Regions from separate parts of the Mus musculus genome. Here region 2 is linked to region 1. Evidence: chromatin contacts called from ENCODE POLR2A ChIA-PET data. All regions are on one chromosome and are shown on one strand. The core of a region is the stretch at or near the end of the contact, and the rest is flanking DNA. Distances in the headings are between cores, read along the strand shown.

Region 1 (3,422 bases), core at 317-2,816:
TGTTCCTCCCCTCAGCCAGCAATGGGGTCAAAGGATCGAATCATCCATTACTGTCGTGCAAACTTTCAGTTAGCAGAAGGCCACCCTATCCTCAAGATTCAATCCATAATTAATAGCAGCATGGACCTTCTTAGACTTGACAAACCTTGAGAATTGTTCTTTAATAAGAATGAAAGTCCTGTTCTATTTCCCCACCAGGGCAGGGGCTTCCTTCCTATTGATTGATATGTTCTTGCCTACACAGAAACTCTACCGAGTCGATAAGCATGGACAAAAGCTATATCTACTCCTCCTTACTCTAAAAAAGCAAGAAATAATATGTTTCCATGTGAAAGGGGAGGGGGCTGGAGAGATGGCTTGGAGCACTTCTTGTTCTTGCAGATGACGTGGGTTTGGCTCCTGGCACCTACATGGTGGCTGTGTTTCTGGTCATTCAAAAGCTTGGACGTCCACAGTCAGAGCATTAGCATCGTCAGGCTCTGTTGGCAGCCACATCCATCCATATAACTCCAGTTGCAGGAAGTCCAGCGCCCTCTTCTGACCTCTTCCGAGGGCCCCGGCCATGCATAGGGCACATAGACACACACAAGCAAAACCACTCACACATACAAAATAAATAAATCCTTAGAAGAAATAAAAATAAAAGGTATATAAGAATAATAAAACATAAGGAGTTTAGGCAATCTACGTTTACTATTCAAGGAAAATGGATGGTGAAACATCAAAGGCAGAAAGAAAGCTCATGTTAGAGCAGATAAGAGACAGTGTTAATGAAAAACAGAAACCATCACCAGGAACAAGTGGCAGTCTTGAGAAATACTGTCAGCTTATGTCAGCTTTGCCATCAATATAGGGAGCTGTTTTAAAACCAATAAAAAGGGCTGGGAATAGAGTTCCGTGCATAGAGTTCAATCCCCAGCGCCATGTAGACCAGACCTGCCCACACCAGACAGAGGAAGGAGGATTAGAAGTTCAAGGTTACCATGGCTACAGAGGGAGTTCAAGGCTGTCTAGGGAGACAAGAGATCCTACCTCAAAATATACAGTAACAGCACAACAAAAATAAATAATAAACAAACCTGTCATCCCACAACAACAACAAAAAAGAGGAAACTATTATAAGCAAAAAAATAAAGAAGCCATTTAATAAAAACAAGTAGACATGAAGCTGAATGTGTAAGTGTGCAGGTCCATGAGCACGTGACTGCGTGCAGATAATTAAGTGAATGTGAAAAGGAGGTCACTGAGGCTCTGCAGTGAGAGTTGTCGCCCCACTAAGAGCTGGGTGAATCTGTTCTGCAGCTTTCATGGTGAGGGCAACACCTTGTTGCTTCAGTCTACACACAATAATAGACTGTGTCCTTCCCCAAACTCCAATGTTGCTGACACAAATGTCTCTGGAGTGAGGGAGGGCCTGCGAGTGGGGATGAGGTGGGCTGACTCCTGTCTCCGGAATGGGATTGAGATTCTTGTAGAAGAGGAACCACACAGCAGCGTTTAACCCTGCTGACTCACCTTTGCTATTCAAACAGCCCTCATCATCCCATGCGCCACAGTTTGTAACTTCTAAGAAGGATGTCATCAGACCCCCGGCACAGTGGCCATGGACTTCCTGGTCTGGAGAACTGTGGGAAATGGGTTTCTATTTTTAGTAAACTACCCTCGTCTGTCCTCTTCTGTTACAGCAACAGAGACTAACTGAAACTGAAAGTTTCACCAAACGACCCCGTCTTCAAACTGGACACATGAGCAGCATATGCCTCTTCAGAGATGTTGCTATCATCAAAAGTGGAAAAAGGAGAAAGAGAAGGGCCTACTCTAGGCTGGACGGGGCCAAGGAGGTATGACAATTAAGTATGTACTGCTCCTAGATCAGGTCAGGGCTGAACACCACTACAACTGGTATGTGGACGATCAATGGATTTCATGTGCTTGCACGGTATGCAGTATTAGCCTGAAGACGTTTAATTGCTTGAGTTTTGTCGCAATTTTGGGATTTAAAAAAAAAAAAAAAAAAACCCAAAAACCAAAGTTGTATTTTAGGTGTCCTACTTAAATATTTTGAGACTAAATATTTTGGCAGTTACAATTTAAGCTCAAAAATGATTGGCCAGTGAAAAGGGGAAAAAGAGGAGGGAGGGGAGGATCGGGAAGGAGAGAGTAGGCCAGTACTCAGCTGACATCACAGACGGTTAACAATGGATGAATCTTAGGTGGAGAAAGAAATGTGTGTTCCTCAGATGGTAATTCTTGCAACTTTTCTATAGATTAAAGTATTTTTAAAATTGAAAATTATTATTTTAAAATAAATAGAAGTCCAAAGAAAGACAGATAAATGGATCAACATTGTTAAATAAATGACTGATAAACATTTAAAAATGAGAATCCCAGCTTTTAGTTACTAGGGTCAGGACTAAGAATATAAAAACAAATAGTGGCTCATTATAAAGGGCTACACGGCAAGAAAAATGAGCAACAGCGAAAGCTGAGTGTGGTCATGTGTGCCTGAAGTTCCAGCTCTTCAGAAGGGTGAGGTCAAAGGATCCAGAATCAAGCTTACAGAAGCAGCTTAGTGAGACCTCAGCTTAAAAACTAAAGAAACAAAATCAAAAGCCCAGTGGATACAGTGAGTGAGAAGAAGAATATGTCAGACAAAAGAGTGTAAACTCTGACTCCACTTACCCAAGGCCACAGAGGGGCCTGAACTCAGCAGAAGCCAAGGCCTCAGATGGGCTTCCGGGCAGAAGCCAGGGCCAGAGACCGGGCTTCAATGCACTGACAATCTTGCTCTTGTCCTGAGTCTGCCCACACTGGGAATTCCCTTCATTATAGATCCTTATTATTGATATTTGTGTTTACATGTTGCACTTCAGTAAAAATAATAAGTAGACATGACTAGGAAGCTGGGAAGATGGCTTAGTCAGTAAAGTGCTTGCTGTTCAGTTCAGAGTGCTTGTTAATCCTGGCACTGGAGAGGTGGCCATGAGTGCGTTCCTAGCAATCACTAGCCAAAAGGACAGAGACCTTGTCTCAAAAACCGAGATGCACAGATCATGGGGAATAACACCTAGGGTTGACCTCTAGCTGCATGTGTGTACACACTCACAGACGCATACACATAAACATGCATGCACATGCACACATATGCATGTATATACACATACACAAACATACATACACTAAAAACAAGAGAAGAGAAACAGGGTGAGGCCAGCAAGATGACTCAGTAGACAAAGGTCTGTTGATAACAAACCTGGAGACCTGAATCCCATCCCGGAACTCCCATGGTGGGAGAAGAGAACTGATTCCAACCAGCTATCCTCTGGCCTCCATACCTGTGCTGTGGGACACACTGTAGGACCTGAGCTTGTGGCCATACACATACACTAAATAAATGTAATAGGTAAATAATAAAGAAAAAG
Region 2 (3,422 bases), core at 390-2,889, 190 kb before region 1:
AAAAGGATGGGCACAGAGGGAAACTGAGGACGGGTGAAGATTTGGCCTAGTGTCTAGTGGTGAGCTCCAGGATCCAGCCATGCCAGAAGAGAAAACCCTTATCCTAAACATTTTCCATGTATCCAGAACTATATTAATGTATTTATCACTTTGCCAACTCAATTTGAGATTAATTTGAGACAAATTTTTGTGCCCCTGTTTTTTTTTGGGGGGGGGGGGGAGGGGGTGCCCATTGGAAAGCATCCCAGAACCAATGCATCACTGATCTTAGGCAGGCTGTCTGCACTGAGGTCCCCTTAGCAAGTACCAGCACACAGACCTAAATTTCCTCCTCTAGCAAGCTGGACAGGTAATCTGAGTGGACCTTGCCAGCACCAACATCCATCACCAGTCCCTGGGCTTGAGTCTAGCTGGTGGAAGCCTAGACTGGCTTTTGGAGTTGTGAGAATTAAAAGATGGAATTGAACAGGTGTGATTTTTCTCACAGGCTTTAGTACAAATGAAATCATGTATTATAACAGCATTAGAAAGGAAGGTTCCTCTCTCTCTCTCTCTCTCTCTCTCTGTGTGTGTGTGTATATATATAATTTTTAAGATCACAAATGATAAGCATTTTTATTTTCTTTCCCTGGATTACATTTGCAACCTTTTCTGACCCAGAAGCCTGACCTACACAAATGTAAACCATTTTCCCCTTGGCTGTCATCTCTAGTTCCCATCATCATCAAACCTGTGTCACTCATAATCACCCCCCCCCCGACTTCCCTCCACATGCAGAAATAATATTCATTTGCTACGTTTTACAAGGTAGGATAAAACCACTGAATGGAGTCACGAAATGGAACCCAGAAAATATGTATTTGTGACTCATCACACCACCAGCTCCAAGCTAGCTAGGGTCTTCTAGTGACCTAGCTTTCCTGAAGCCTGGTCAGGTGATTTGGACCTCCCCCATCCCCTACCCTCACCCCATCCCTGGTAGGTTCTCAAGGTAGAATGACAAAGGTTGCTTTAAGACTAACCTAATCTGGGATGTCAGCAGAGTGGAGGGGGTGGGGAAGGGGTGGGGAAGCATAAAGCAAGGCTCCAAAATGGGTGTCTGAGAAAGAAATGTCTGGAGTTATCTAGGCAGGTGGGTGGTAGGTAGTCTTAACTGAGCCTCCTGGGCACACCCTAGACTTAGGGAGCATACGCATCAAGGAAGAATAGGGACCAAGACACTAGGGCACCAAAGAGCGTGAAACCACGCGGTGGAAATGGATTAGGAGTGGGCAGCAGCAGGGCTGCAGGCTCAAGGAGGTCAGCTCCTCTCCTCCGCCCTCCTGCGTCGGTGCCGCAGTCTCACCGCCCTAGCCCTCTGCAGTCGCTGCCTTTGCCCGGCCAGCTGCGGGCTAGGCCCCGGGCGGGGGTTCCGGAGCCCGGAGCTATTTTTAAAAGACGCGTCACCGGATTGGGGAGGAAGAGTCCGCGTCCAGGCCCACAGTCGGCGCGCGGCCGGCGGGAAGGGTCGCCTGGGCGAGTTTCGAACGATCGGAGCGCGCGAAAAGACGCAACCGACCGAGAAGACCCCGCCTGACCCCGGGAGACCGCGGGGCGTGGCGGGCGAGGGGCGTGGCCTGTGGGCGGGACTAGAGGGGCGGGGCCGGCGCCCTCCGGCCGCAGCAGGCTGGTGGCGGCGGCGGCGGTAGCAGCAGCGCCTAGTACTGCAGGGACAGCAAGGCAGCTACGCTAACTCGGACGCCGGGGAAGCCCGCGCCCCGCCTGCGCCTTTGCGGCGCTCCCGGGAGCCGGAGCTAGAGCAGCTCCGAGGTGCGCCGAGACCAGAGGCTGCTGCAGAGCCGCGGTGCGGGAGAGCCGCAGGTCGAGCCGGGCTACCGCGCAAGGCGCAGACATCCTACACCGCGGCGTCTGTCCGTGGCGGCTGCGCGAGAGACAAAGCCTCCGGAGAAAGATGCCCGCGGAGCACGCACCAGGCGGGCCAGGGAGCCGGCCCCTCCGAGCCTAAGCGCGCCTGGCCGTGCGCCGCGGGGACGCCGAGACCCCACCGGGTCCAGCAACGGGCGGGGCCCAGGTGCGCCCGGCCGCAGAGGGCCTGTGACTGCTCGGGGGGCGGCGCCCTCCCGCCGCAGCCGCAGTCGCAGTGGCCGGCGCCGCAGCGAGGAGCCATGGGCAACATCTCCTCCAACATCTCGGCCTTCCAGTCTCTGCACATCGTTATGCTGGGCTTGGACTCGGCCGGCAAGACTACGGTGCTCTACCGGCTCAAGTTCAACGAATTCGTGAACACTGTGCCCACTATCGGCTTCAACACCGAGAAGATCAAACTGAGCAACGGCACTGCCAAGGGCATCAGCTGCCACTTCTGGGACGTGGGCGGCCAGGAGAAGCTACGGCCGCTGTGGAAGTCCTACAGCCGCTGCACGGACGGCATCATCTACGTGGTGGATTCGGTGGACGTGGACCGGCTGGAGGAGGCCAAGACGGAGCTGCACAAGGTGACCAAGTTTGCGGAGAACCAGGGCACACCGCTCCTGGTTATCGCCAACAAGCAGGATCTGCCTAAGTCGCTGCCGGTGGCCGAGATTGAGAAGCAACTGGCGCTGCACGAGCTCATCCCGGCCACCACCTACCATGTCCAGCCGGCGTGCGCCATCATCGGCGAGGGCCTCACCGAGGGCATGGACAAGCTCTATGAGATGATCCTGAAACGCAGGAAGTCTCTCAAGCAGAAGAAGAAGCGGTAATGCGCTAGAGCAGCGATCTGGAGCAAGGCTGAGCGAGCAAGCCAGTGAGTGAATGAATGGACGTCTGGGTTGAGCGAGAACCCGCGAACAAAGACAACGAACCAAAGCGATGATTCGAATTTTTAAAACACGATCTCTGTATCCAAATACAGGACTTGGAGACTTAAGCCGGGTGTGGAGGCTGCATAGCCACCCATCTCGTCACCTGCCCCACCCCCCCACCCCAGCTCAGAGGACCTTTTGTCTATAATGCTTGAGCTACCGGTGGGATAGGGTGGGGGGGACCGGTGGGGAGTGGACGTGAGGACGCAAGGGTCCCGTGGTGTGCCCTCTGGCCCCAGGTGGGAAGCTTGGATGTCAGAGAGACAAAAGCGATTTCTTCTTGCTCCAGCAGGGCCAGAAGTTCAGACTGCCCAGCCCCCACTGCGGGGGGGAATCACGTGTGAGTTACCTGAGGTATGCAGTTCACACAGAACCCTGGGGGGGGATACCCGAAAGGGGACGGGTAGGCGCTGGAGTGTACTGATGGGAGGGTGGGGATGACCGCTCCTTTCATTCTGGAGCTATGGAAACTGAGTAATTTTATGGCACAGGGCAGGTCCCTGTTGCGATTTCATTTGTCCTACTCTGGGCCCAAAGGAGGTGGTGGTTTGAGGCCATCCAGAGGACTGCCTCGGA

What was found. ChIA-PET counts read pairs that join two places held with the same protein, here RNA polymerase II (POLR2A).
Region 2: POLR2A ChIA-PET joins it to region 1 with 38 read pairs in Patski. The contact joins the promoter of Arl4c here to the promoter of Glrp1 in region 1. POLR2A ChIA-PET finds 5 or more read pairs at or near these places in 2 of 5 experiments (Patski and embryonic stem cell).

Annotation. Positions count from the first base shown.
Region 1 is chr1:88,508,210-88,511,631 of GRCm38, reverse strand. It overlaps Glrp1 (glutamine repeat protein 1), which reads left to right and starts at 1,566. Exons shown (of 3, transcript NM_008132.2): 1 at 1,566-1,841. The coding sequence starts at 1,746.
Region 2 is chr1:88,700,408-88,703,829 of GRCm38, reverse strand. Arl4c (ADP-ribosylation factor-like 4C) reads left to right here and starts at 1,639. Exons shown (of 1, transcript NM_177305.4): 1 at 1,639-3,422. The coding sequence starts at 2,166. The coding sequence ends at 2,744.